2 separate regions of the Homo sapiens genome follow, and region 1 is linked to region 2. A link is a loop called in an ENCODE intact Hi-C map of the cell type or tissue named here. Cell type or tissue: heart left ventricle. All regions are shown on one strand. Each heading gives the region's core, and the rest is flanking DNA. Links, peaks and the distances in the headings are about the cores only. Region 1 has its middle 14 kb from the start of MIR8052. Region 2 has its middle 34 kb from the start of LINC02551.

The links. Peaks named below come from ENCODE experiments on the same cell type or tissue, not always from the same donor. Only the 100,000 strongest peaks of a DNase experiment are listed, where the experiment ranks them.
Region 1: it touches region 2 in a loop (2.6-fold over the local background); 7 of 110 quality-filtered maps call a loop at or near these places.

The regions. Positions count from the first base shown.
Region 1 is chr11:130,645,074-130,660,423 of GRCh38, reverse strand. No RefSeq gene overlaps it. Among named protein-coding and RNA genes, the nearest start is that of MIR8052, 14 kb to the left of the region's middle. In heart left ventricle, for the core only: no CTCF peak of the experiment used is centred there; a DNase peak (open chromatin) is centred at 6,383; H3K27ac peaks cover 3,129 bases.
Region 2 is chr11:130,820,453-130,835,802 of GRCh38, reverse strand. No RefSeq gene overlaps it. Among named protein-coding and RNA genes, the nearest start is that of LINC02551, 34 kb to the left of the region's middle. RefSeq lists enhancers at 8,576-9,154, 9,155-9,734. In heart left ventricle, for the core only: a CTCF peak has its summit at 7,806 (motif pointing right); DNase peaks (open chromatin) are centred at 5,084, 5,412, 5,782, 6,872 and 1 weaker place; H3K27ac peaks cover 1,162 bases.

The sequences.
Region 1 (15,350 bases), core at 2,325-10,324, 170 kb after region 2:
AGTTGTTCTTCTTCAAAGTTGTTTTGACTATTCTAGGTCCTTTATATTACCAGATGAATTCTTAAATCAGCTTGAAATTTTCTATACAAAAGCCTGCTGGAATTTTGATTGGGTTGCATTGAATTTATAGACCAATATAGGGAGAATTAACATCTTAACAATGCTGACTCTCCCAACCTATAAACAAGATACATGGCACATTTGAGTATTCTTTAATTTTCTCTCAGCATTGCCTTGTGTTTTCAGAGTACATGTCTTGCACATCATTTGCCGTATTTATCCCAAAATATTTTGTATTTTGATTTTATTGTAAATGGTGTTTTTATTTTAATTTTGATTGTCTATTGCTACAACATAAAAATATAGTTTATTTTCAAACCTATTTTGTGCTTTGCAGGATATAAGGCTAATAAATAATAAGAATTTGTTTGTTTGTTTGTTTATTTGTTTTTTAAGGGAGACAGGGTCTTGCTCTGTCACCCAGTCTGGAGTCCAGTGGTGAGATCATAGCTCAGTGTAGCCTTGAACCCCCGTGCTTAAGCAATCCTCCTGCCTCAGACTCACGAGTTGCTGGGCCTACAGCCACACACCACCACCAACCCCAGCTAATTTATTTTTTATTTTTGTAGAGACAGGGTCTCGCTATGTTGAGCAGGCTGGTCTCAAACTCCTGGCCTCAAGAGATCCTCCTACCTTAGCATCCCGAAGTGTTAGGATTACAGATGTGAGCCACCACACCTGGCCTCTGTAGTGTTCTTCGTGAGACTTTTAGCTACAAATTCCATTTTTAAAATAGATACAGGGCTATTCAAGTTATTTTTCTTGAGTGAGCTTTGGATATTTATGTTTTTCAAGGAATTTATCCATGTCATCTGAGTTGTTAATTCATTGACATAAAGTTGTTCATAATATTGTCTACTATCTTTGTAATACATATAGGATCTGGTGTGGTGTCATCTCTCTCATTCCTGATACTATAACATTCTCTCTCTCTCTCTCTCTCTCTCTCTCTCTCTCTCTCTCTCTCTGTCTCTTCCAGTCAGTCTGGCTAGACTTTATCAACTTTATTGATTACTTTAAACAGCTTTTGGTTTCATTGTTTATCTCTATAGTTTTCTGTTTTCTATTTCATTGACTTCCACTTTGATCTTTATTATTTCCCTTCAGGTTTAATTTCTTCTTCTTTTTCTAGTTTCTTTTTTTTCTTTTCCGCAGACAGAGTTTCGCTCTATGGCCCAGGCTGGAGTGCAATGGTGCAATCTCGACTCACTGCAGCCTCCACCTCCCAGGTTCAAGCAATTCTCCTGCCTCAGCCTCCCGAGTAACTGGGACTACAGGCACATGCCACCATGCCCGGCTAATTTTTTGTATCTTTAGTAGAGACGGGGTTTCACCATGTTAGCCAGGATGGTCTCGATCTCCTGACCTCGTGATCCGCCCGTCTTGGCCTCCCAAAGTGCTGGGATTACAGGCATGAGCCACCATGCCCAGCCTCTAGTTTCTTAACGTAGAAGTTGGGGTCATTGATTAAAAACTTTTCTTCTTTCCAATAATATGGGTGTTATTGCCATAAATGTCCTTAAAAGTATTGATTTAGATGCATCCCACAAGGTTTGATAATTTGTTTTTACTTTTATTTAGTTTAAAATACTCTTTGATTTTTCTTTTGATATCTTTTTTTTTAACCCGTTGGTTACTTAGAAGCATATTAGTTAGTTTCCAAATATTTGGGAATTTTCCAGAAATCTTTCTGTTATTGATTTCCAATTTGATTTGATTGCAGCCCTAGAAAATACTTTGCATGAACTGAATCCTTTTAAATAAATTGACATTTGTTTTATGGTCCCAAACATGGTATATCTCAGTAAATCTTCTATGTGCATTTGAGGTGTACACCGCCATTGTTAGATGGAGTGTTCTATAAGTGTAAATTTTAAGGCCAAGTTGGTTAATAGTATTTTTCAAGTCTTCTTTACAGCTGTTTTTCAAGTCTTCTTTACGGCTATCTACTTGTTCTGTCAACTATTAACAGTTGGGGGTGTAAAAATAGCTGACTATTATTTTTGGATTTGTATATTTCTCCTAGTTTCATGTACTGTATATTTCTTCTACCTTCAGTTTTTGCTTGATGTATTTTGAATCTCTGTTATTAGGTACATACACATTTATAGATTTCTGATGTCCTCTTGAACTGGCCCTTTTATTGTCATAAAACAATCCTCCTTATCCTAGGTAGTATTTTTTTTCTTTGAAATATACATTAATCTGATAGTAATATAGTACTCCAGCTTTCTTTTGATTAGTGTTAGCATATATTTTCCATCCTTCAGTTTTAATGTTTGTATTTTTATATTTAAAATGAGTTTCTTCTAGGAAGCATAAAGTTGTACCTTATTTTTTATACAATCTGTTATTCTCTGCCTTTGAGTTACAGGGTTTAGGCCATTTATATTTAAGGTGATTGTGTGGTTAGATTTAAATTTATTTGTTTTCTATGTGTCCCAGTTTTTTCTGCCTTCCTTTAGACTGTTTATTTTTTTGATCCTATTTAATCTCTTTTTTTTTCCTTTTTTTTTTTTTTTGAGATGGAGTCTCACTGTATTGCCCAGGCTGGAGTGCAGTGGCAAGATCTCGGCTCACTTCAAGCTCCACCTCCCGGGTTCATGCCATTCTCCTGCCTCAGCCTCCCAAGTAGCTGGGACTACAGGTGCCCACCACCACACCTGGCTAATTTTTTGTATTTTTAGTAGAGACAGGGTTTCACTGTGTTAGCCAGGATGGTCTCAATCTCCTGACCTCGTGATCCACCCACCTTGGCTTCCCAAAGTGCTGGGATTACAGGCGTGAGCAACCATGCCCAGTCTCTTTTTTTTTTCTTTTTAAAAAATAATCCTTCATCATGCTTAGAAATTGTTTGGAGTTTATAATACACATTTTAACTTATCATAGTCTACCTTCAAGTGATATTAGATAACTTCAAGTGTAGTGTGAAAACTTTGCAACATTATTCTTCTATTTCTCCCATCTCATTTTTGTGCTGTGGTTGTTATATATTTTCTACACGTTATATACGTCCTACATGTCATTAACCCCAAAGTAGTGTTCTTGTTTTTCACTTAAATGGTTTACTGTGTTTGAATATAACTAAACTTTTTTAAATAGTCTTTATATTTAACCATATATTTACCATTTCCTGTGATACTCATTCTGTTGTGAAGATTGAGGTTTTTAATCTAGTAACACTTTTCCTCTGCCTGAAGGGCTTCCTTTAACATTTCTTATAATTCTGGTCTGTTGGTGATGATTTACTTCAGCTTTTATATATTTGAAAAGGTTTGTATTTTTCCATAACTGCTAAAAGATATTTTTGCTACGTAAAGAATTCTAGGGGGGCTTTTTTTTCCTTTCAGTACTTTAAAGAGGCTTTTCAACTGTCTTCTGACTTGCATTGTTTCCAGAGAGAAATCTGTCATCCTTACCCTGTTCCTCTGTATGTAATATGTCTTTCTCCAGTGGTTACTTTTAAAATTTTTCTCTTCATAATTGGTTTTAAAAAATTTAAACACTTTAACATTTAACCATTTTTATGTGGTTTTCTTTGTGTTACTTGTGCTTAGGATTTGTTGAACTTCTTAGGCCTGTGGCTTTGCAGTTTTAATCAGATTTGGGGAAAAATTGAGCAATTTTTAAGTTTGATTCTAGAATGTGGCTAGGTTACTCAAAAACAGTTGGTCTTTTCAGGACTTGCTTTAAACTTCGTTAGCTGGGACCAGAGCTGCATTTAGCCTAGGGATAATTTTTCCCACTATTGAGGTAAGACACTTCTTAGAATTGTAGCTGATGCCCCTTAAATCGGGTTTTCAACTGTGGCTTTTGGAAACAGACTGTCTGTAACATTCGGTTACTGTTTCCTCTAATCCTCTCAAGGTGATTCTTTCCCCAGCCTTGGATAATTTCTCACATGCATGGCCTGATTCACGCTCAACGGAGTACTTGACAGGAATCTCCTGAATATCTCTGGAATTCTCTCTGCCTGGATCTCTCATTTATGGTGGTTGTTCTGTGGAAATTCTAGCTGCCTTGGCTTCCCTGGACTCCTAATTTTGTCTTCCCAACTCAAGGAAACATCTGATTCTTACCTGCACTGTGACCTGAATATTTTTTGCAGGTTGCAAGCTGGAGTAATCACAGGGCTCCCCTCCTACTTTTCCTTTGTCACTTGATGGTCAATGTCCTGAGTGTCATTGTTTCATACATTTTGTCCAGTGCTGTAGTTGGGTCAAGTGTGAGGGTAAATCCAATCCCCATTACTCCATCTTGACTGGAAGTGGAAGACGCTTAGTTACTTTTTATATCTCAACTCTTTAAGGAACCTTCTCCCTTTCTTGCCAGATCATGTCTGATGTCCCCAGCTGTGCACATCATGGAACCCTGTATTTTTTCCTCTGGGTTAATTATAACAACGGTAAGTAAATAATTTGTACAAATTGTTGAAGTGAGACAAATTTGCAGTCTTCCTCCTCCCATTTGAGGGAAACTAAAAACAACATAATTTAATCAGAACTGTAATTATTTCCCAAATTATAAATAGAATAACCATTAAAAACTGAAGTTACTGTGGTGTGATTCTTCCAGGCTTGATCAGAACAGGAAAGAGCCTGGGGCCCTTTCACCCACTAATGAGGTCCTATCATTCCCAAGGGACTAAGCCAGAAAGGCCTGCTAATACAGAAATATTATTTTTCCATCATGGGATTTAACTATCTGGACACTAAGAAAAGCTTATGTTTATCTTAGAGTGATATCTTTAGCTAACATACCACTTAAGTCGGGAACCAGCAGGTCACAATTTCACTGGTAGGTACAGGATCTACTTACACACTCACTCATGGGCTGTGTAGCCTGAGAAACTTAGAGTCAGTGAACATCTGTGCTCATCTAGTTAATGCTAATTGAGACTGAAGATTGAAAGGAAGAACCTAGAGCCTCAGCCAGTGGAGGAAATGTATTTTTCCAGAGAAAACATTTGAGAGGTGGCAGATTGAGAGGCTTAAAGAAGAAATACACATGAATATAAAAGTGAACCTGACAGCCAGGTCGGAGAAGGATGTCTTCCTTGTGAAGGCCCAAGATAAAGTCTCTTTCCTTTGTGTAATAAAATAGGAAGTTCTAAGTACAGTTTCAGGCTTTGTCCTTTTGAGTTGGAATGTTTCCTTCTGAGATCACCACAACTCTTCCATAAGGAACGTCACGTATGTACCACAACCCATTGTGTTGCGTGGGGAAAGGAGTGCTCCTCTGTATTCCTTTCTTGGATCCAGTGGAGAAGTGGGCTGCAGCTCCATAGGCAGGTTTGGATGCTGGGCCATTCACGGCTGTCAACAATAGAGAGGCTTATGACCCTGTAGGCCCCGGAGAAGATATTGCAGAGACATACTCCAAATCTCTTAATTGCCTTATAGTTTATGGAATACTACCATTTGAAGGAAAAGAAGTGGTTGCAACAACACCTGAACTACCTTTTTTAATATTTTCCCCCAAATAGACTATGTGTTCTGATATGGCAAAGACTGCCTGTCTTATTTGTAATGATATCCCCAGCTGTTATTTCAGTGTCTGGTATGTTAGAGGAACTTAGAAAATATGGGATGGATGCATGAATCTAAGTGTTAACCAGAAAATTCTCATACCCTCTAACAAATTTGGACAATGAACACAACAGGGACAGAACATGAAACCCAGGTCTAGCTTTCTAGTTCTAGACCATTTACTCTCCTTGTTAGCTGGGCTTTAGGAAGCAGAATTGGAAGATGAAAAGATGATCCTTCATGCAACTTAGGGACTCTTCCCAGCACATTTTGCTGCATTTCTCTGCCAAACCCTAAAGCCCCAAGACTCCTCTTAGCTCAGTAACACCTGTGCATTTCCTTAAATCCATTTCCAGAGTTGATAAATATACAAGGCAGAACAGAGTGGTGCAGCTCAAGGAAGTAAGCATGAGGATAATGGGTCCCTGTGCCCTGGAAATCTGGCACCAGTGGACTGTGTTAATTAGGTGCAAAGAAGCCATCTGGTCAATTTAGTTTTAATCTCATCAAGTTTTTTGAAAAACATTTGCCAGTGATGGGGCGTGAAGGGAAAATTTAAAAATAGTATAATTAGATGTGATGCCAGGAAGTCCTTGTCACGTGCCATCCAAGAGCAAAGAAGGAAAATGAAGAAGAAATTGCAAATACAATTAAATAAATACACCAAAATAAATGATAACAAAGCCAAGCAGACCTTGGCCTCAGTCCCTGCATTCTTCTAGGCAGTTCACTGCACTCTGTGTGCCGAGTTGCTTGGCAGGCTTTGCTTAGCTGGGCTGGGTTCAGCAGTGCTCAGGAATGTGAGTGGGAAGAGGTCGCCAGGCACCATTGCCCTGGCAGAGTGTCACTGAGTGTCACTGAGAGGGTGGAAGGGGTGGGACTGATATAAACCAGGCAGTGTCCTGCTGTCTGTGCACCCTGTACTGTGCTAGGTGTACCTGACCACCAAGACACAGTTACTCTCCACCTCTCTCCCCCGGGAGGAAAAAAGCTGCAGGGAGCATCTCTAAAGCTGAGCTTGTCTACCTGAATTATTCCATACCTAATGACCACTATTCAGCAAGTGCCTTGCATTCTCTAATCCCTGAAAACGTATGCAAAAAAAAAAAAAAAGTTTTACGTAGATGCCAGATTCTTGCATTTAATGGGGCAGCACCAGGAAGTACTAGAGATCCTTAACTTCAAGAGCAGGGGTCACTTTAAGATCTGCTGCCAGGCCAGGTCCAAATTCACAGCATCAAATCTTCAAAGACGGAACCAAGAGGGATCCCCTCTATTGCTCTACCCAGAAATACATTCAGAACCAAAGCTACCGAGTCAATGGCAAGTTACCAGTTTCTCTCTACTTCTTCTGTTCTGCAGCTGAGGCATTATCTATAGAACGTGTTTCTACAGCACAATAGTGCCAGCCTTAGAGTCCAAAGGCATGGGTCTGTGTCTAGATCCATGACTAGCTGAATCCACTGGCAGGTCACTGAAAGTCTATGAGCTTCAATTTGTTCATATATAAAACAAGATATATTTTCTCACCATTCTAAATGATAAACTGGCAAACATCTGTATGTTAGGTGTTATTATTGTTAAAGCTCTTGGAAACATACTGGAAGTACTCAAAGAAAGTATGTAGCAACTGCTGTGCCCTGGCTCAGTGTCAGGAGCATGAGTTCTGTTGCCTCATTCTGGGTGATTTGCTTCACTTCTCTGAGCTTCTATTGCTTCATCTGTAAAATGAGAGGGTGGGACTAGATTTCATACCAGTCTAGGCTTATCTGAGGCCCCTTACAACACCAGCTTCCCAGTGTACATAAAAGCTCATCTTGGGAAGACTGACTTACAACCCCAAAGACTGTATGCCCATAGCTCAGAATCTCCACATCTAGATGGGGGTTGGCAAACTACAAACTGCTGGGCCAAAGCCAATCCAACTGCCAGTGTTTGTGAATAAAGTTTTATTGAAACACAGCCATGCTCATTCATTTACTGCTGCCTACAGCTGCCCTCATGCTACGACAGCAGTGTAGTAGTTCGGTTAGTAACCACATGAAAGCCAGGCCTAAAATATTTACTGTCTTTCCCTTTATAGAAAGTTCACCATCCCTTGTTGTAGATGGTTGCTGGGTGATTTCAGCAAAAATATCAAACCACGTCTTACTTTCTTTTTTAAAAAAGTACGAAACATGGATAATCTGAGATACGTTGATGCTTTCTTTGGACAATCTAAGACACTGCTTAGGTGCATTAACATCACATAATAATAACAACAATAAACCTACTCAATCAACAGGTCTATTATTGGGAGGGAAGGGACATTTATACCTTTGGCATTGTTTTTACCAGACAGAAAACTTAATTAGACAAGGGTTTTATTCATAAGAAATAAGGCCTATGTTACATTCATAAGGATAAGGGGAATACAAACTTCTCTTAAAAACTAGATGAGCAGGCCGGGGGCGGTGGCTCATGCCTGTAATCCCAGCACTGTGGGAGGCCAAGGCGGGCAGATCACGAGGTCAGGAGATCGAGAGCATCCTGGCTAACACGGTGAAACCTTGTCTCTATTAAAAATTAATCAGGTGTGGTGGCGTGGTGGCGGGCACCTGTAGTCCCAGCTATGCAGGAGGCTGAGGCAGGAGAATCGCGTGAACCTGGGAGGCGGAGCTTGCAGGGAGCAGAGATCACGCCACTGCACTCCAGCCTGGGCGACAGAGGGAGACTCCGTCTCAAAAAAAAAAAAAAAAAAAAAAAACTAGATGAGCAGAGGGCAGAATGAGTATGGGAGAAATTAATCTTTATTCTTATAGACAAATCAACTCTACCCTGGAGTGGAAGTTCTTCATCATTTTCTAGCTCATCTCATCCTCGTTCATGGGGAAATCAGAGTCTATCTTCCTGTCACTCCCACTATCCTCTCCTCCCCAAAACCCAGCAAAAACCGCTGAACCCAGAGCTTAACGGAAAGAAGGAAAAACAGTGAATTCTTGCAAGGTCTGAGGCTCTAGAATGTGCAAGGCCCAACAATGAGCGAGAGAACTAATCCATTATCCCATTATCCTATAGAGGGGCAATGAGTCCCAGCGAAATGCTGAGTGCCACCCCCTCGATCACCAGCCCCCTCCCCAACCCCCCGCCAACACAGGGACTTTGGCACAAAGAGTCTGAAACAAGAAAGTAATGGGAAGTGACAGAAAGATAGGAAACAAAGGCACAGCCATCCAGGTGGGGCACTCTCTGAGCGTTTAGTGGTCGGCCTTCTCCCAAGTAGTGAAATCAACCAAGTAGCTAAATCAACATGGGATGGTGTGTGTGTGTGTGTGTGTGTGCGCACACATGCACCTCTGCAGTTCCTATGCCCAAGGGAGGGTGTTACCCTCCATACCAGTTATTGCTGTATAACAAGCCAGCCCAGTGATTTATCAGCTCACAAATCTATACATAATTAAGTTGGGTTGAGCTGAGCAGTTCTTCTCCTAGTCTCTCCTGAATCATTCATGCAGCTCTAGTCAGCTGGAGGATCAGCTGGGGGCTGGCTGGTCTAAGATGGCATCATCTGCCCTCCTGGCAGTTGGTGCTAGCTGCTGCCTACGCTTTATGCCTCTAGCTGCTCTGTGGGGGAGGAAGGGTCTGCAGCAGCAAGAGAAGGCAAGTCCCAATGCACAAGCACCTGGCAAGCCTCATGTCCCATCACATTTGCTAACATCACGTTCACCAAAACTAGCTCCCTGGCCAAGCCCAGTTTGAAGGAGTGAAGTAAGCCTCCACTTCATGGTGGCAGAAACAGCAAACTTGCCGTGCACAGGACATGCACACGGGGATGGGAGGAATCTGTGGTCATATTTAACAATCTATCACGCCATCCTAATTCTGAGTCCACAGAGGATGAAGTTGAGATTGGAACATGTCATGTATCTGCATGTTGTTAAGCTGTGAAGCATCAGAGGAAGGACTCTGGTCTTTGGAGTGAGTCAGAGAAACTTGGGATCAAAGCCTAGCTTCACTGCTTGCTTACTGTGACACCAAACATACCACTTAATCTGAGTCCATTTCCTCATTGGTAAAATGGTGGTGGTGTTATCTACTGCCCAGAGTGGAGTGCCTGACACAGTACCTGCCACAGAGGTCATCGAGGGTCTCAACTTCCACCCGCAGTTATCTGTGGCTCCGCGGATGAGTATGTTTCATGGTCAGCAACTCTAATGGGGCGAGAGTGCAGGGGCTTGGCTTTTCTGAGCAAGGAGTTTAGTGTCTGATAAATAGCAACACACTCATCTCCTATGTGCAGCTTCTCACATCAAAACCCACATGCCATGTGGAACTGTTTGGGCTCGGAGGGCCTGAATGCCTGAGGGCCCTCTAGACTTCAGTCTCTGAGAGGCCCCAACTCACACCACCCAGGAAGGAGAGAAGTGGGGCAATCGGGCGAGGGGCATTAACCTCTTAAACGCTGACTTTCTCCATTGTCCAGTCTTACAGATTGGGCCGTCAAGAAACTGTGTCCACACAGAAAGGGGTTTGGCAGAGGGAGAGGCCTGATCTTGTCTAGATTCTATTAAGGGGCTTGCACACAGACATTCAGCTTTGGAGCTAACCACAAGAAGGGCACTTGGAGGGCTCATGCCGGGCAACGGTGAATTTGCCAGAAAACTGGAAGTCACAGAGCACTAGCATTTGAGAAAGAAGGGTTCAGAGATACACAGCTGTGGCTCCCAAGCACAGAAAAGAACCTAAGCAGGGTCGGCCGTGGCTTGTGGCAGCCAGCAGTGAGAATCCTAAGAATACTCCACAGCCAGCATGTAAATGTGCTTGCTGGCAAGAGGCACACTCATCATTAAAGTGCTTTGGGGACATTAGAAGATATGTTTATGTAAGGCTCTGAGTGGTTCTTGGATGCAACACCAGGGCCTTAAAATGGCATGTCTGTGACAGGGGTTGTGTGCTTGTTGCATCAACAACCAAGATCTGGAGACGTTAGGCACAACAGTTTCTTAGTAAGTACACCAGAGGTGCAGTCTCAAAAATTTTAGGCATTTGAATGGAAAAAACCCAGTTGCCCAAATTGCTGAAGTGGTTGGGTTGACTGATTTATTTAGGTTTCCCAGTTTTACCCCTAGAAGCTCCCACAGCTCAAGAAATCCCTCAGCCCATGCAAACCAGGATGTTGGTCACCCTAAAGGCCGATAGCTCCTAGTTACCAGCAGTCAACCATCCAAGAGCTAATTTAATCCTGGACACTCAATGAGTTGCTTTAAGGATCTTGTGGCAGCAATAAATTAAACAATGAAAGAAAGACCACCTTGTGCTGTGTCTAGATTGGGCCTCACCTGGCATATTAGCCCCCCAGAGCAAATAGTGTGTGTGTGTGTGTGTGTCTGTGTGTCTTTGTGTGTGCACATGCATGCGTGCACTCACAGCAGCGTTGGGGGGATTTATTTTAAGGAATGGACTCACAGGACAGTGGAGACTGGCAAGTCCTAAAGCTACAGGATGGGCTGGCATTCTGGAGACTGAGGAAAAGTCGATGTTGCAGTCTTGTTTCTGAAGGTCGTCTGGAGGCTGAGATTCCTCTTCCTTGGGGATGTCAGTGTGTTTGCTCTTAAGGCTTTCACAGGATTGGATGAGGTCCACCCATATTTTCATGTGATCTACTCAGTCTAGTGATTTAAATGTTAATCTCATCTGAGAAATATCTTCACAGCAACATTCAGATGTGCTTGACAAAATAGCTGAGTATGGTGGTCTAGCCACATTGACACAGAAAAATTAACCATCACACTTGGGCAAAAGCTAGTCAAGCCAAGAAATATATGCAGTGCTGTGCCTGGTAGCAACTTGGATTCTGGTGGAAGAGCCTAGGAAGGAGGCCCCTCAGGAACTAGAGGAGATGCTGACATCCAGGTGCATACGACCTACCCTAGCTGAGAACCTGGAGGCTTCCCATCCGGTCTCTTCCGGACCAGAAGTACAGCAAGGCTGGGGCTGACGGCTCGGCCAGGGCCATTCTCAGTTTGCTTTATGATGTTTGGAAGTCACAGCAACATGGAATGAGAGCACCGATATCTCATCGCCTCCCTAAACTGTGGGAGGAATTGGAAAGCAGCAACTCTGGCCTCCGTGAAAGTTCTGGGTGTGCTAGAGTTCCCTGGCTCCGGCGGCAGCAGTGCCAAGAGGACAGGCAAGCCTGTCAAATAGCTCAACAGAGCTCAGATAGTGGCCGGGCCTTCTTCCTTCTAGCTAAGATTAGGCCTGGATCAATTAAAACTGATACGTATTCATGATTTTAAAGTATTTAAAATATTACAGCTGTAATATCCTGCAAACCATAGAATCTCAGCACTGGGCGGAACTTCGAGTTCCTCTGCTTACTGTGTCCAGCTGTAGCCTTTATTAAAAACGGACTGCAATGAGCCAGAGGCAGCAGTATGGCTTCACTGGCTCTGATCACCCCGTTGTGTATTAGGAACAGTCTACATTAAAGGAACTTGAATTCTTTCAAGGGATTCTAGTTGCTCCTGCCTGTCGCCATGGTGTTTCTTTCTTTTTTTTTTTTTTTTTTTTTGAGATGGAGTCTCTCCCTGTTGCCCAGGCTGGAGTGCGGTGGCACGATCTCGGCTCACTGCAACCTCTGCCTCCTGGGTTCAAGCGATTCTCCTGCCTCAGCCTCCCGAGTAACTGGGATTACAGGTGTGTGTCACCATGCCTGGCTCATTTTTTTTGTATTTTTAGTAGAGACGGGGTTTCACCATGTGGGCCAAGTTGGTCTCAAACTGCTGACCTCAGGCGACCCACCCACCTTGGCCTCCCAATCACACTGGGATTACAGTCATGAGCCACCATGCCCATGGTGTTTCTTTTACTTGAGTCTTTTACTGTGGTCGTCCTCCCCTGTCGGTGTTTCACCTAGGCTCCCATTAGAGCACACAGACCCAGAGCCTGGGGGAGGAAGGGAGGTAAGGGAATGGGGAAGGCAGAGCCTAAGATGAACAGAGGTAGGAAGCAGTAGGAAAAATCAGGGCAGAAATAAAAAAGCATGGGGTGGATTGCAGTGGAGCAGACAATGAGAGGAGAAGCAGATAGCCAGGACCAACCACAAAGAGAGAGAAAACTGGGAAAGAAGGGACCAAGAATAAGGGAGAAGGGGCAAAGATCAGCCACAGGCAGGTGAGGAGGTGGGAACCTGATGTGAGGGAGCTTGGGCCAGAAATGGGGTACACGAAGGAGTGGGGTACATGCCAGTGGACTCGTTAGATGACCAGGGACAACAAAGAGTTTGGCAGCTTGACTTCAGGTGAAAGCATAGTGATGTGGTTTGGAAGTTTGTCCTCTCCAAATCTCATGCTGAAATGTGGCCCCCAGTGTTGGAGGTGAGGCCTGGTGGGAGGTGTCTAGATCATGCGAGTGGGTCCCTCACGAATGGCTTGGTGCCCCCCTCACAGGAATGAGTGAGCTCTCACTGTTCGCATGAGAGCTGGGGGTTTTGAAGAGCCTGGAACTTCCTCCTCTCTCTTGCTCCCTCTCTTACCATGTGACACACCTGCTCCCCTTCACCTTCCACTGGGAATAAAGCTTCCTGAGGCCTCCCCAGAAGCCAAGTGATGCTGCTGCCATGCTTGTACAGCCTGCAGAACCATGAGCCAAATCAACCTCTTTTCTTTCTAAATCACCCACTCTCAGGCATTCCTTTATGGCAATGCAAAATGGACTAATCCACGTAGCTGGCTCCATTCTCCCTGCTCCTGCCCCAGACAGGCCATCCCAGTTCCTGGAAGCTGCCGTGGTCAAATCCCATACCAGTGGAACAAGTTGATTTTTCTTCCTCTAAGACAATAAAGTAAAACTTTGCCCAGTTTTGATGAGCTTTTCATATTCTCCTAACAAATAGCCCCTGCCAACACCACCCAGGAGACACAACGTCTCCCAATGTTAAGTCTCCTGTACTTAGGATTCCTCCCTAAGATAAATGAAAACATACCCACATATCTTCCCAAAACATATTCTGTCATTCGTTCATATCAGCAAACAAGCCACAGAAATTCTGCAAACCCTCTGAAAAACATGCTTACCCAGCATTTTCCCCAGCAGACACAAAGCTCACTCCTGCTGACATAAACACACACACACACACACACACACACACACACACACGCTTTCCTGAACATTGCACAACTAACCAGTTGCTCATCCTTTGTGGAGACATAATATTTTAAGGATGCTCCTGACAGCCCACGAGGGAGTCACTGCTGTGGCCTGTGATGGTGTTGACCAGGTTGTATATCCAGTGTACACTATGTCTAAAGGAAAAATCATTTCCAAGAACAATGATGGAAGTAGCCCAAATATGTGCTTGGAGGAAACCAAGTGAATTCGGGTTTTGGTCCAAGTAAAATATCAAAAGGATGAATCAGAAAAATATATATGTGGGGCTTTGAAAAGTTATTTTACTTTGTACGGTTAAAATGGCAGAGTTTCAATTTGAGTTTCGAGTGCACGAGAGATGTGTCAAATGATCCAGTTTGTAGCTTGTGACCAGCCTGGAGGGGAAATGATAAAACATTGTTTTGATTATGAACCTAAGATTGTTTCAATAAACACCGCCTGGAGATCACATTAATATCAATTTTTTTAATGTCTCTCTTTTTTTACTGAGCTTTACAAAGAGTTTTCATTTTGCTTTGGATGGGGTCTTTGAGGTTCCTGCCTGCAGCCTCAGAGCCTTCCACATGCCCACTGTTTTCTGAGGCGCTTTAGTCCCTTCCCTGTGCAACTCCTTTGAGATGAGCTAGAGGCTGAAGCTTTCCTATCACTGGGCAGTAAATCTCACTCTCAGGTCAATCCAAGACCATGAGACATTAGAAGACAACCTGCAAAATTGTCTCACCGCGTCCGTGACTCTTGGGGGATGTCCGCGGGAGAACATGGGGTCAGGAGTAAGAGGTCCTGGTTTTAATTCCTGGCTCTGCCACTTCTGAGTTTTGCCTCCTCCCATGTTTTTTTCATTCAGCAAATATTGTTGAGGGCCTAATGTGTGCCGTGCACTGTGGTAGATACTGAATACCGAAACAGAAGCGGAGTCTAGGATTTTACAGTTGGAGGGTGACAAGGTAAACACATAAGATTTCATAACATGTGATAAGTGCAACAATGGAAATATTTACAAGGCGCAAAGATTGCACAGAGGAGGAAGTAAATCCCATTCTCGGGGAAGAGAAGGGAAGGCTTTTGCTAGGAAGCAACACATGAATTTGGTTTCAAAAGAGGGAAGGAATAGGTGGATAGGAGTCTACCAGGCAAGTAAGGGATGGGGGAAGGATATCCTTGGTCAAAGGAAGAGCAAGCACAAAGACTCAGAGATGGGGCAGAGTGAGTGCATTTGGGAAGCTATCTGCATCTTGCTGTAACTGAAGCATAAAGTGCCTTGGATACGCAGGAGGAAAGGGCTGCAATACGCAGTGAGGGTAAAGGGTAGGCAGAGGCCAGTATAACGATTTTAACTTTATGGTTGTGATAATAGCAGTAGCTCATATTTGCAGAGCACTTCATGGCGTTCAACACTGTGTGAACATTCTATGAACACTGTCTCATTTAATTTTTACAATTATTAAAAATTGTGCTATTATTATTTATCTCCACTTAGTGGATGAGGAAACTGGTTCTTGAAGAACGTATGTGACTTGCACAAGATAGAGACAGTGCAAGGGGAGGCTGGGACTTGGACTCTAGCCTGTCCAGTGGCAGAGGAAGCCCACTTGGGCTGTGCCCCTAACACCC
Region 2 (15,350 bases), core at 4,595-12,594:
AACTTCAACAACTACAAACCAATTATACCTAACATACATATGCAGGATGCTTCACTCAACACCAGCAGGGTACATATTTTCTCAAGTGTTACCTGGAACATTTTTCAGGTCATAACAGATTTAAACAAGACATAACAGATTTAAAATTATTGAAGTCACACAACATATCTTTTTTAACCACAATAAGATAAAACTAGAAATCAATAGTAGAAGGAAAACTGGAAAGTTACAAATATGTGGAAATTAAACACACACTCTTAAACAACATATGTGTTAAAGACAAAATCACAAGAGAAATTAGAAAATACCTTGAGATAAATGAAAATGAAAATACAACATACCAAAACTTATAGGATGCCGTGAAGGCAGTGCAAAGAGAAAAATCTGTAGCCATAAGTATTCACATTTGAAAAAAGAAAGATCTCAAATCAACAACTGAATTTTATACCTTGAGTAACCAGAAAAAGAAAAATGATGAGAGTTTATCTTACAAGGCATCAAAGAGATTGTGCTTCTCCTGATGGCCTGACCTACTCTGGCTTCAATGATTCCCACAATGTTTCAACATCTGTAGCTGCAAACTTTCTCCAGCCCACACTTCCAACATTTTGCAAGATAGTATCACATGTGTATTATGTTCCACATGTTCAAAACTGAACCCTTCACCTTCCCATTGAAATTTACTTTGCCTTTTGTGGTTCAAATCCCAAGCCACAAAGTCTTCTCTGACTCTGCTCTCCTTCACCATCCTCCACTCCACAGCAAACTGGGGGCAGTGCCTCTACTATGTCATTCATACATGTTTTCTTTCTCTTTCTAAACCACTGTTTCCATTCAGCCCTCAGAACTTGTTACTGGATACTGAAATAGCTTCTAATTGCCTGCTTTCTGCTTCTTTGCTATGAGAGTGTTAAGTGTTAAGGGCATGGGGTCTGGGGCCAAAAATCAAGATCTGAATTCTGGTTCTATTGATTTCTGGCAGTTTGGACTTGGGAAGGTCACCCAGCCTATCTGTGCCTCATTTTACTCATCTGTAAAATGGGACATAATCTACCTCATAGATTGAAATGACAATGAAATGAATTAATTCATATAAATCAGTTAGAATGGTTGCTTGAATATAGCAGGTATTCAATAAAGGATGACTATTATTATTACACTGTGGCCTGGATGATCTTTCTATACCATAGTTCTGAAAAAGTCATTCCATAATAAAAAATAGTGATATAAAGTCTTAAGTCCTTAACTTCAAGCTCAAGCCTATCTTTCTGGCCTAATTTCTCACTGTTCCTTCCAGTAACTATACACTCCAGCCTGGTCTGTTTGATGTTCATAAAATATGCTCTGCACATGTCCACCTTATGAACTATGTTCAGGTGGTTATTCTCTTTGTCTGGAAGCTCTCTCTATTACCATCTGTCAAGTTCTAGCTGTATTTCAAAGTTCAGGTCAAATGTTACCACCTTTCCCCCATGAAGCCTTCCCAGATTAAACTGGTCATAGGTACTTTTCCCTCCTCTGTATCCATGCTTTGTTCCTTTGTTTTAGCAATTATCAGAATCTTCTCTGCCATGCAGTTAGCTGTGCCTCTTTATCTACAACCAATACTCAAAGGCAGGGATCTTTTCAATGCTTCTTTGCTGCCCCAAGACCTACAGTGACTAGCAGTCACACTTTGCTTTTTACATATCTAACATTCAATGACTCTGAATGTTGGATTTATATGGACCTATTTTTTATTTCTCCAAGGCTATGCTCATAGGTTATGGATTGAGAGAGAGTGTTGGATTGAGGACCAGTGTTGACAATAAAATCCTTCATAAAATGGGAAAAGACTTTCCTCTTTCCCATTACACATGATATACTTTAAAGAAGGAAATAGCTTGGAATTCTACTGTAGGACCTTGATATTTATTATTACATATGACCCTATGGGTTGGGTATCTCTAGTTTTGTCTCAAAAACTTGGGCGTGACCAAAGGAGCTGATATAGTTACTGAAGAAGTGTGCTGTTGCTACTGGTGGTTTTTGGAAGCTGCCCTCTAATTGGCATTAACAGTTCTTACAGAAAAAAGGAGAAATCTTACTAATTACTTTCTCCTTAGCCTCACTTCTTACAAAGCCAGGTGGAGTTAACCGGATTCATCCTGATTTCCCAAAAGAATTTATAGCATTGTATTCCCTTTGCTGTCTTTTTTTCTTATTTTCAACTATTATTGAGCCCCTCCATGAGCCAGACTCTGTCCATGTCTTTGGAAATACCAAGATGAATATAATTTTCCTGCCCTCAAGGAGATCTCAGTTTTATAAAGGGAAAATAGGGCTATATAAACAAATTGCTAACAAGTGATGAGTCGGAGGATAGAGACATGGGTAAGATGTTGCATGGACACAGGGGAGAGACTGACGGACTGTTCTTCGGGGGTCAAGGCTGATATACAAGGAAGATCTTAGACTATGTGATGTTTGGGTTGAGTCTCGATGTATTAATTGGAGTAAAGCGGACCCAAGGGATGACATATGAAGGAAAGGCTAGAGCAATGCATGGGCTTGTTTAGAGGAACCCCAGCTAATTCTATGACTCATGTTTTTATAACATCTTGAAGTACATTATTGCCATGACAGCCCTGTGATGTGGGGGTATTTTCATCCCCAGTTTACAGAGGAAAGACTGGAGGACCAAAAGGATTAAGTAATTTTCCCAAGGTTTCTTTGCTACTCAGAAGCGGCGTTCACTGAGTTTCCAACCTAAGGGAAGGAGTAAAAATATTTCCTGTCAAACCCATGCTCAGAGCGTAAATGAAATCTTTTAACACTCAAACCAAGCAGCTCTGCAAAAATAGTGCATTTCCTCTTAGGAACCAAAATGAGACTCAGACCTGAAACTAGAAGGTCTCTACTACAGCCACCCCAACACATGCCTTGACAAGACATAGTATCTTGTTTCTAAAGGCGAAAGAAGCACTTATAAACAAGACTGCAAAGGCATCTTAAGACAACAAATCACGCATTTAAAAAAAAGGAACATTCTGATGAGTTAAGTGTAAATGAATCAGAAACATATGGATTCAATCTACTTTAAAAGGCCCCATGGAGTTCAGAGTGAAGGGCAAAACCCTTGGAGGAGATTACATTTGGGGATTTTTCCAAACCTAGGGCCATGAGTTCTGCCAGGCCCAGAGCTGGGCTGGCATATAGATCTGCAAGGAAACCAGCAGACTGAGAATCTCAGAGAATGATAGGGGTCAATGTATCCTGAGTCCTCAAGCCCAGACTTGGACATTTTCAGAGCAACGTCCCTCCTAGAAACACCTTTCCTGAACATCTCATTCTGGACACAGGCTGGGACACTACGTCCAGCCAATAATTTCTCCTTAGAAACTCAACTTCTACAACTCTAAAAGGGTGTAGAGATTGAACTGAAACCCTTAATCTTTCCCAAAGATCCCCTCCCTTTGGATCGAAACTTTGTGAACGATGTCCACACCATGCTTTCTATCAACACATCTGGGTCCTTGGGCTCCAGAGCATTCGCCTTGGAAGATGAAATCGAGACCACAGTCATCTTTGGAAACATCAGATGGGAAATGAATGTGCACAGAAATATTGAACACGCTTAACTAAACAGGAAGCACTGTACGAAAAAGAGAAAGATCCAGACTCATCAGTCTGGTTGGGTTACATCAGCCATGAAAATAAACCCAAGCGGTAGGACTGGAGCCCAGAGAGATCAGGCAGGTTTAATGGAAACCAGGCAACGAGCAGGTGTGTCTCTCTGAGCATAAACATCCTTGATGGCACCCCGTGTTCCATGCCTTCTCCAGGGTCCGAGGTCCCACCATGGGATGCGAGCCCATCGCACTGTTTGCTGGGCCTCCATTTCTAAACCTACCCAAGTGCCCTCTTCCAGATAAAATTCTAGCCTGCTCTGTGGCTGATTTTTCTCTCTCACAGTGGGGTTGTCATGGAAACGGGCCTTTCCCATCCACCACTGATTGAATCAAGTTTCGGAGCAGGGGTGGGGGGAGTGCTAAGAAAAATGAGCAAGTGGAACAGGACTCTCCCCAAATGCTGCTTAAATTGAAATCATCTGTTCTCACAGCCCAGGCTCCCCTCCCCAGCCACACCCCGGCAGCTGTGAAGGTGGGCGGGGCAGCCGCCCTCACCAACAGGGTGGATCAGAGTAAGGTGATGTGCTGAGAAATGCACTGAGAAATGCACTTCGGGCTGCTTTTCCCCCCTCCCCCTGCACGCCTGCTGCCAGCTTTCACACTGGGCATGGGCCAGCCTCTGGGTCCCTTTCCTGGGGCCACAGAGATAATGAAGAAGTTCTAGGGACAGTTGGGGAGCTGAGCCTCACAGGCATTCTCTGTCTTCCCGAAGCTCCCATTGTCACCTCCTCCCCAAGACAGGCCTTCTTCTCCCTTGTCGATGCCTGAAATCATCCACCTTAGCGTTTTGTTTCTTTAGCTTAGGACTTTGATACTTAAGGCAAATAACCCAGGTGAAGAAGGAATAGCAACGCCTTAACGTGAAGAAAGGATGCTGGCCCTGCTGCAGAAAGTGGGCATTGTCAGCCTTAGTGAGACAAATTTGCTGAGAGCCTACTGTGTGCCAGGCATGGTCCTAGATACCAGGACACAGCAGCGGGAAGAACACAGTGGCCTGGGGGGCAGGAGAGACAGACACCGTCCAGAGGAGTTCAGGAGCCATGTGGAGCACCAGAGACCAAAGATGCTGCCGTCATCCCCTTGCCTGGCTCGCAGGCTGGAGTCCAGAGCCCCAGGACCCTGTCTAGCACTTCCTTCAGCTAGTCCTGCCCTTGCAGGGAACATTCAAAATATCTGAGGAACTTCTTCAGATGCAGCAGTGAGCTCTCTGGCCTGCAGAGCCTGAAGGGCTGCCTAGGGTGGATGGATAAATGGCTCACAGCCTTCCTTAGACATGCCTCAGTGTGCATATCTGTTACTTCAGCACCAAGAGTTCTGATGCCCAGAGGGCAGGGAGGACAAGTCCAGGAAAGGACACTGCTTAGCAACGTTACACAGATGGCCAGCACTTTGGCTGAATCTGGCCGAGCCTCCTGTGGGGGGAGATGCTTCCAGAATCCGGTTACCCCTTCCTCCCACACCCCAGGATCTCCAAATCCACAGGGTTGGGCGGGTGCCTCCAAAGCCAGCACACTGTCAGTGAATGTTCTCAGCAGGTTCGTGGATAGATAGAAAAGGTGACCCGGAAAGGGGTGAAGGAGAACAATGGGCAAGGGTGCAAAAAAGGGGGCAGGATTCGGTGGTGGGCTTCTTGCCCAGCTTAATTGTTTTCATCCTCAAAATGATTCCTAACAGCTGGGCCAGGGATCATCCTGCTCAGATTCCACAGACTGCGGAGGGAAGCCAAGGGACTTGGCAGGCGAGTCCTGAGGCCGGTGCACAGGCGAGCTCAGTGCGGGAAAGGAAGGGGTGAGAGAGGCCCAGCCATTCTGCTCTGTTACAGCTTTTTTGGTGGGTGCTTTGAAGAGAGAGGGGTTGGCTACAGCCCAAGCTGAGTCCAGGCTTTCCTGCCAGGGTGTCCTCCCTTCCCTCCACATGACACCCAGGGTGGTCACCTTCAGGCCTTTCCCTGGACACCTGACCTGTGACATAGCTTCCAATTTCCTGTTGTCTTGTGCCAGCTTTCTCAGGTGGCCAGAGCAGAGGGCCAGCAAGGCCAAGGGCTAAATGCAAATCCCCAAGGAGATAAGTGAGCAGCATTCTGGTCTGTGGCCCCAGGTGGCTGCCCTGACCCTAACAAACCATGGGATGTATGTTGGCCTCTGGTCATGAGAGGAGCCAGCTGCAGCACGGGGCTGAACAGTGTAGCCTAGGTCTGTCCAGGCAGCTGTAGCTCCATCAACAGCAAAAAATTGCACATTTCAGCCCCTGAACTTAAACGTGTGTGGCGAACGTGGCGGCAGTGCTTGCCTGGCCCCAGCTTCCAGCCTCGAGGTGGAAGGGGTTTCAATACATGTACTAGTTTCTTCCAGGCTGTCTTGGTGACATGATTTAAATAATTATAAAACTCTCTAGCATATAAAATAGGTGACAAATACCAGAAATCAAGCACTGGAGATAAACAGCCTCAAACTAGGAATTTAGTCCTCCTGCAATATAATTCCATCTGAATTTTAGCCGTTCACTCAATCATTACCTGTTGTGTGCCTAATACTATTAGCAAGACACTGCTATAATTGCTTATCCTCTCATTTAATCCTTGTAACAGTCATGTAAGGCAAGTACTATTATTATCTCCATTTAACAAACGAGCCCACTGAGGCACAGAGAAGATAATTTAATTAACTCGCCCAAGTCACAAGGCTAAATCCTAGAGCAGGGCTTGGAACTCAGTGCTCTTGACCATCATCTGTATACTATGTGACAGTACTGTGCTGAGTTTTCTAAGGGAGTGAAAATACATTTACGAAGTGGTCATTGCCCTTGGGGAATGTACCATCCTCAAGACTTAAGAATGCTCTCCAGGCTGGCCTGCACAAATTTCCTGCCCAACCTGAAGCTTTGACCTCTGTATACCTTGGGTCTTTGGACTTCAGTGCTATGGCCTGGCCATCATCAGCCAGCCCCTCTCCTTTCCCTACCCATTAAACCCCAAAACCTACTGAAATCAACCTTATAAACCTCAACCTGTTCTTCCAGGCAGGTCACCCAGAGCTCCTTCCTACCTCGACCATTACCCTGAAGTAACGGAAAGGATTATACAGCCCTTGCCTAGCTTCATGATAAAGATCTTGTGCAGAGGCCAGAGGACACCGCTGAGTTGGGCCCACTGCCTGGGCTCAATCCCCGCAGCCAAATGTGAACCAGGTCAAATAGCAGAGAAATGAGACACACTGAACGCCGGAGCCCATTTGGCCTAGCCCAGCCAGCAAGGTCACCCTCAGCTGTCGGCTTGCAGACAGGTCACTTGGCATTTTAGTGACTACCCTCACCTGCAGATTTGGGAGATGGCACTTGGCATTTGGTCTAGAAACTGATTTCTCTGGACCCCAAGAGCTGGCACAAAGTTTTATAAATGAGCAAAAGTCAAAGAGAAGATTTCATTAGGAACTTAAATGTGGAGGTTCCAGTCAGGGTTGCAGCAAACAGGGCCTGAAAGCGCACCAACGTCAGAGTGATGAAGATACAAAAAGAAAGCCTAAGAGGGATAGGAACATTCTGGAGCTGGTGAGGGCTATCAGACACCATCGCAGAATGTTAGCCAGTGACTGGATCTCCTTCCCTGGGGAGCCGTTAAAACACAGGTGCGTTTTGAAGACAGGAGCTGGAGATGATCTGTCCATCCCACTGTTGACTTCTGGCTCTAGAGTCACCAAGAGTCTTTAGAGAGGGCCAGTGTCTTTGTTTGGTGCCTCTCCTTTGCCACAGCAACTGCTTGTCTCAGAGGTACTAGGGCATGGGGGCCTCTGAACAGCTTGTGACAGCACCTCGGCTCAGAGAGAAAGGGCTTCTTGTGGGGCATGATGTGGATGAGGATGGCAGGATAAATCAAAGGTGCCCCAAAGGACACCCCCTTTCCTGAAATCAGGCTTGGTTTTATAAACCTGTGAGGATTCCATTCTGTTCCAAGAGGGAAGCCAGGCGGGGCTGGCAGAAGCCCCCAGGGCGCCCAGAGCTGCAGCAGCCTCCAGCCTTGGGTTTCCAGAGTAGAGAGCAGGTAACATCCAGCCATTGTCCCCGCCTCCCTCCTTTGCAATGCCCCCATCCCTGACATCACAAGTGAAGGCCCAGGATCTGAGAGTTGCCTGGGTTATGGCAAGTTCCAGGAGGTGGCAGCCGTGTGTAGTCTGTGAGGAGGATCTGACTCACCCCCAGCGCCTCACCAAGGTCACTGTTGGTGACTGGGAGGTTTCCCACCCTGCCACCCCACCCCACCCCACGTCTGGCTGCTCAGGAGTCAGAGATAGCTTCATGGGCCATGGCTAACCCGAGACAGGCAGCACACCCACGTGTGCGGAGAGGGGCTCCAAGGCTGTGCTCTAGGGTGGCCATGAAGCTCAGCTGACTTCCAGAGAAACAGGCAGGAAGCAGGGGCTTGAGGGCACTGGGCCCGCTGTTGCCAGCTCTGCTGTCCCAGGCATCACAAGCCTTGCTCCAGAGAACCTCAAAGCGCAGCCCTACATGATCTAAGTAATTTTAGCTTCCCCCCACACACTCTTCCCAAAGGGCAGGGTTACATAGTTCTTGTTACACACACTCACTGACATTTAATTCCTGCCTCTTCAAACCAAGACAGGAAAATAGTTAAATAATCATCAGAGTACCTTCTAAGAATGAACAATAAACTGGAGATAACACTACGCACTTCTCAGGGGCTCAGAGCTGTGCAGTTTCCCAGTGTATAAGGCACTGGACCCCGTTTGCCCGGAGTTTCTAGGGTAAAATATTCATGTGAAAACGTGCCCAGGTCTGGCTTTTCAGAGGCAGCAAAGAAGGGAAGGGCCTTGGAAACATTTTTTCCCACACCACAAAAAATAATAATAATATGGGAAAGGAACACCCAAATTAAAAATAAGTGGTTTGTGGCTTTAAAAATAAAGTTTCTCGGTGTTTTACAGAATCATAAAGTATTAAAATTGGAAGGAGCATGGGATACCGTGCAGGCCCAGCTTCATACAGTGCAGCCACCTCTTCTGTGCCATCACTAACTAGCAGGTTGGTGCAGACACTGCTTGTCTGCCTCCAAGAACAGGGAGCTCATTACTATGTTTCATGTAATTTTTTCTTACAGTAAGCCCAAATTCCTTTTTCTATAACTTCCAGCAAGCATTGCAAACTGTGTCCTCTGGAGCCGCTGTACATACCTCCACCATGCCCCCTCTATGACCTCCTTCAGATCTTTGAAGATAGCTGTAGCATGCCCTGCAGTTCCAGCCTGCTTCTCTCCAGGCTACATTCATTGCTTTGTCAAACAACCTAATTCAGGAGGCCGTTGGCTGCCTGGGTCTTTTCCATGTTAGGCCAGGTTTGGCAGGGTGGCGGTTACTGCTGCTAGGCCTTCTCCAGCAGCATGCCTCCTCGCTTTCTGCTGTGCCCTGCAGGAGTTGTGCCTGTGGACAAGCAGCCTCTCCACGTGGCAGCTCTGGGGCTCAGCCTTCGTCAGACCACGGGCAGAGCTGGATTCTGAGAGTAGAACGACTCATGGGTGCTTCGACTGTCTCTCCTCACAGAGGCAAATGGGCTGATACCAAGTCGAAAGCTCCAAGAGAAGAAGAAACGTGCCTGTCTTGTACACTGCTGTGTCCCCAGTAACAGTCACAAAACAAATTCCCATGAGGACTTTCAGATGAATGAATAAAGGGATGAAGGAAAGCAAGCTGGGATCAAGTGGGGCGATACACACACACTTCTGTGGATTCAAAGTCTGTACCTCAAAGGCACAGGATCCCCTGCTTGCAGCCCAGGGCCTCTCCAACCCCGCCAAGCCCAGCTCCGAGGCTGAGTTCCACCACAGCTCTGCACGCCACCCCACTTCCATCCTCCGTTTCTCCTTTAAATGATCATTACCTCCTCCTCCTTGCACCCACGCCAATCTCTTCCCATTTCCTCTTCCTCCCCTTTCCATCTCTCCCAAGGAACTCCCTCATCTATAAAAGTTCCAGGATATTCTTCTGGGATGTAAATTTCAAAGAAAGCCAAGCAAGAAAAATAAAAACGTGGTAGAAGACCTCGTATTGCTTTCGGGGCCCTAGCTGATATCCTTTGGCCCTAGACTGATGGGGGGAGGACCCCCACAAGTGCTCATTGTTCCAGCTGCATGGACAGCAATCCCTGGGTCAGGGGTTTGGAGGGAGAGGCTGTCTGGGTTGCACCCATTTTTGCAGGGATCTTTAGTAATGAGGCCTGGCTCACAGCCTCCTGCCCTAGGCCCATATGTTGTTGAGCAGCAGACGATGCAATTGATCTGTAAGTGGATGTTTTAATTTTTTATTTTTCCCCTCCAGGGTAAAAAGCAAAAGGAACTCTGGCAACTGGTGATCTATAAACTTAGCAAGCCTCAGGACTTAGTCTATCTCACACATGGAAAATAACTCCTGAGCCCTCCCTCGCCACCCCCACCTCTGGAGATAAACTGTAATAAAATCTTAACTGGCTCCCCTGTTCTGACAGATAGCGGACGACTTGCTTTAAAAGACCTTCGTGTTCTGTTGCTGCCAAAGACATTTAAACTGCATTCAGGAGTGACTTCTCTGCCTAAAACACTGACCAAGCCTGAGGCAGATTTCCCTGGCCAAGGCTCCATGAGCCTTGGTGGGCAGGGCTGCTGAAGCTGGGTGCCAGGGCAGTGGGAGATGCCACACTCACCCTGGGCTTGCTGGGCAGGAACCATGGGTTGCCTTTGGGCTTCAGGTGTAGTGGCTGGACGGTGTCTGACAGCACGGCATGGTGGGCTGCGGGATGCAGATGGGATGGACACTTCCCATCCCCCAGGCAGCTCAAGAGAAAACTGCTCTGAATGGCTCTTATTTATAAGGAAAATGTGGCAGAGGCTCATTTACAGAAAGAGAGAGAGCTGGGGCCTGAACTACTCCGAAGCCCTTGGGGGAAGGGACTGGTGGGGGAGCGGGGAGGAATATTTAGTGACAGCTGAGTTCTCTTTTGTTCTCTAGAGTCTTTCAAGTTGTCAGAAGCCCCTGGAATGGGAACCCTGTGGGAGGTGTGTGAGAAGATGAAGATGAAGAGAGAGGAGAGCATTAAGGAAGGTGGGGAGGACAGAGAATGGAAAGAAGAAAAGGAGGAGGAACACAGAGGAGGGGAATGGAAGAGGGAAGAGACGGGGTGCACCAAGACAGAAGAGAATGAGGGAGACAAAAAAAATGGAGTGGGGTGTCTCCAGGGGGAAGAGCTTAAAACCAGGAATGAGCAAGGAAGAAAAAAACCAAGTGATTGCGGGGACAGGCTGAATCTTTTGAAAGAAAGGTTTTAAATTGGCAACTTCTCCCAAACCTACGCAACAGACACTCCTGGATGTAATTTCTCCAAATCAGAAAACTTCCCCGGAATCTTTTTTTTTTTTGGTCGTAGTTGACAGAGGGCTTTAAAGTCAAATTTATTGCCTAAGTTTTGTGATCTGCTTAAACCAGGTGGCTGAAACATCTACATCTGCTTCCTTGAGAGGTTCCTGCGAGTTGTCTCCTCCCGACACTGCTTACTGCAGGCTCTCTCCTCCAAGCCTTTAAGGAGTGGTGGAGCCCAAGGCTTGGACAAAGGGTGACATGCACTCAAAGAACCAGGAAGATATGTTTTCCTGGACCCAGCTAGTCTCAGGAAGAGAATAGCACAGGTCCCACGGAAAGGGAGACGCCAGCTGTGCAATGAGAGGACACAGAAGAAGAGAGGAAACCTGGAAAAGGCAGGAATCTAGAAGGAGGGTCTTTCATGCATACAGCCACCAGAAAGCTCAGATAACCATTAACAATTTTGGCACTTGCCTTATTAGCCCGATTAATTTTTAATCACTTGATATTTTCAGTTGGCAACACAAGAACATAGTATAAGTGGCCACGGATCCCGGAGGCGTGCGCTGAGAAGTGAGTCGTTTTCCCTTCTTCTGTTGCCCCCAACCTCACCCCAGGTAAGGGGAGGAGCTGCGGACACCAGTTCCTTGTGTGTAAAGGAAGATTCTCAAAGAGGCTCACAAGGGATCTTGGCCCATCCTAGAGATGGAGTTAGAAAGACTTCTCTGTGGAAGTGATGCCTGAGCTGAAAAGTGAAGAACAAATAGGGCTTCGCTAGTGAAAGAGGGCGTTGCATGTGCAGAGGCCCTGTGGTCAGTGTAGAAACAGCACTTTTGTTGAAATGATGAGCAGGCAGCGTGGCCCAATTGCAGACAGTGAGGTAGTGGTGGGAGGAGAAGAGGCAAGAGTGGTGGGCAGAGCTGGGCAAAAGCTGGTTCAGGGTCTCCCAGGCCATGTTAGGATTGTATCCTGACAGTTGAGAAAGCATATGTAACAGATACATTTTACATTTTGAAAAAACAGTCACCGTAGCTCCAGGGCAGAGAAAAGCAAGGAGCAAGCAGTGCCTGGCCCATGCCCACTCAGTCTCACCTTTGAGTCCAGCTGCAGCCAGGGGGGAAACTTCCACGTTTGCTTCACCCCACCTCACACTAACAACCCCAACCTCAAGTGCTTTCTTCCCCAGAGCTTCCAGTTGCATGAGCTCTGTTGGCCCATGCATAGGCACAATCTGGAAGTGAGGGGAGTTCATGCTTCCAGGAGCAACCCTCAACAAGGTGCAGGGGATGGTGAAGGCTCAGAAGGTTCCAGGTAGGCTCTATGTGCCCAACCAGTAACCTCACTTACACACCCAGTATTGTCCATCCCTCTTTTTCCACTCTGCCTACCCCTCACTTCTGATTCCTGGGGCTGCTCCTCAGTAAGCAACGAGCACAGAAGCCTTTGTTGTAGGCTCTGCTTTCCGAATGTGTCTTAGGGTGAGATGGAGGCAGTGGCAGCTGTTTGGATAAGACATGATAGGAGCTTGGACTACAGTGGTAGCCATAGCAATGAAGAGTTCGGAAGATGTTTAGAAGGTTAAATCGAGTCTGCTGCAGCCGTGTTCTCCAGCACCACCCTCTTTCATGTTCTGATTGACATTCAGTGCAGGTCTGCAGCTTGTGGCAAGCCAAGGATGGAGGAGACGTGGTCATGTGCCACAGCCCTGTTTTACAGCTGTGCAAATGGCCACCATATATGGAGGTGGAAGTCAAAACTAAGGTCACAGGAGATGAAGGTATTTCCAGACAGTCCTAAATTTAGGTGAATTTATAATGGGGCCTTTGGCAGATATCCAGTGTTAATTAAGGTCTCCTTCAGGCAAGACCACATAGCCAGGACCATTGCAGTGGAGATGCAAGTGTCTGAGATAAGAGGGGAGGAAAACTAGTAGTAAAGGCTGTTCTTAATTGAGCCGTGCACAGTTATGCCCCGTGCCAATCCTGTGAGGCAGATATAGTTACCCCTATTTTATAGAGGAAGGAATGGAGATGGAGAGAGATACCATAATCTTCCCAGTATCACTGGAGTCATGCAAGATAGAGCAGGCACCTGCAGCTTGTCCTAAAGTCTTGAAAGGCCTGCATTTACCACCTACCTCCTGAAGGCTCCCTTTTAAATAGATACCCCTCTGCTCCATAGAGGGAGAAGAGCCTGGGGAGAGTCCAGCCATCTCTCTTCATGCTGGATTATCGGATCAGTGGGTTGCCAGTAGATCCTGTCACTCAGTAGATGAGAGACAAGATGACATTTGGTGGCTGTAGAGAACCGAGAGGACCATGGTGTGGCCTCGTCATGCTGGGTGGGCCAGATGCAGCACTAGGTGCCTGTCATTTATTGATATTTAACAACTTACATCAACTCAAGTAATCCTCACAGTAATTCATGATGTAGGTTGCAGTATTATGCCGTTTTTAGAGATGAGGAAACTGCGGCGAAATAAAATGGTTTAATAATTTGCCCAAGAAGACACAGTTAGTAAGTAGCAGAACTGGGATTTTAACTCAGATATTCCAACACTGGTGTTCTAAATCACTGTTCCACATTGCTTCTCATTCCTGCATATACATTTTAGGGCTTGCTTTGTGTCAGGGATCAATCAGATGCTACAAGACTAGAGCTTGGAAGAAATAAAAAAATGAATTGAGAATGCACTCAGCCCTCAAGTAGTTTATTCTCCCATACATGTTAAGTATTTCCACAGACAATCATGAGAAAATGTAGAAGGCGACAGATACTTAATGAAAGATACTGATAAATACTATGGGGTTCCAGAAGGGAGAGAGATTCCAGCATGGGAAATGGGGAGGGATGGCACATCAGTTTGTTTTTGCCACATAACAGACCACTCCAAGATTTAGTGGCTTAAAACAATACATACTTATTACTTCTCACAGTTCTGCAGTGGGCTGGGCAGTTCTGCTCAGGGTTGGCTCAGTAGAGCTGGATGACTGAGCATGGTCTCATTCACATGTTTAGGATGACTGGGAAAGATGTGACCTCTCTGTATATGGCCTCTTATTCTCCAGAAGTCTAGTCTAGTTTCCTCTCATGAAAGGTTTCTACCAGCAAGAGAGAGAGAAAGCCCTGAGCATACTCTTTTAAGCTCCTCCCTGTGTCCCCTTTGCTAATGTCCATTGGCCAAAACAAGCCACATGGTCAAGCCCAAGATTCAAAACATAGAAAAATAGAGTCTACCTTTTGGTGGGGAGAGATGCCATATCACATGCAAAGAGACCTCAGAGGAATGAGAAAAATGTATAGGTATAGCCTTCTTTTTTTTTCTTTCTTTTTTTTTTTCAGTAAGTCATGATCAGAGAAAGCTTTACAGAAAGGAAGGGGCTTGAAAGATGGCTAGAGCTGGGACATGTGACAGATTTCCCATACATGGAGAGAAAGCCCGCAGAGGCAAGATAGCTGAGGGGTTTGCAAGGCCCAGCAAATGCTTCCTCTGGGCTAGTGGAAGGTTGGGAAAGTAAGTTGGAACACAATCATGGAGGAGATGGAGTGTTGTCTTTAAGAACTTGGATGGTCTCCAATGGCCTTCTAAGAGGTTGACCTCCACTTTAGGGGCACAGCCCTCCCAAGAGAACATGCTCCACCTGCAGCTGTGCCTGTTTCCTCCTGTTTCTGCAGTGCCACCACCACTGACTCAACAGTCAAAGGACCTACGGTAGCCAGTCTACAGGCTTCCAAAGACCTACTATGGCCTGTCCTGAAAAGCTGAGCTGAGAGAGATAAGCTGGGAAGAGGAATCTGGGAGATGGAGGCATGAACAGCAGAGGTGAAGGTGAAGGGCACATTGAGGTTCAGTGACAAACAGGGCATCCAAAACCCTGTTCAAACTGGACATGTGGGAGCTGAGGGTGAGGAGGTCAGCTGGCAGAGAGCAGAGAAGGAGCAGATGAAAAGAGAGAAGCAGACACAGAGAGAAGATAGGTCCCTGGAGCAGCCTCAGATCCTAAGGATTTCCCCATCCAGGCTGAGATTTAAGGGTAATTCTCTTTCTCCTCAGGTTTTGAATGGCCTTGTCCCTGCATCAGGTGATAGATGGGTCTGCCCCCTGCATCAGATGATTGGTGATTCTGCCCCCTGCATCAGGTGATTGATAGGTGGTTCTGTCCTCTGCATCTAGTGGTGGATGATTGTGTTGCATTTCATGTGAAGGGTGATTCTGTCCCTGTTTCAGATGATGGACAGTCCTGTCTCCTGCACCAGGTGATGAATGGTTCTGTCCCCTTCATCAGGTTATGTAGAGTTCCCCGCATCAGAGATGGGAGATTCTCTCCCTTGCATCCCTGGG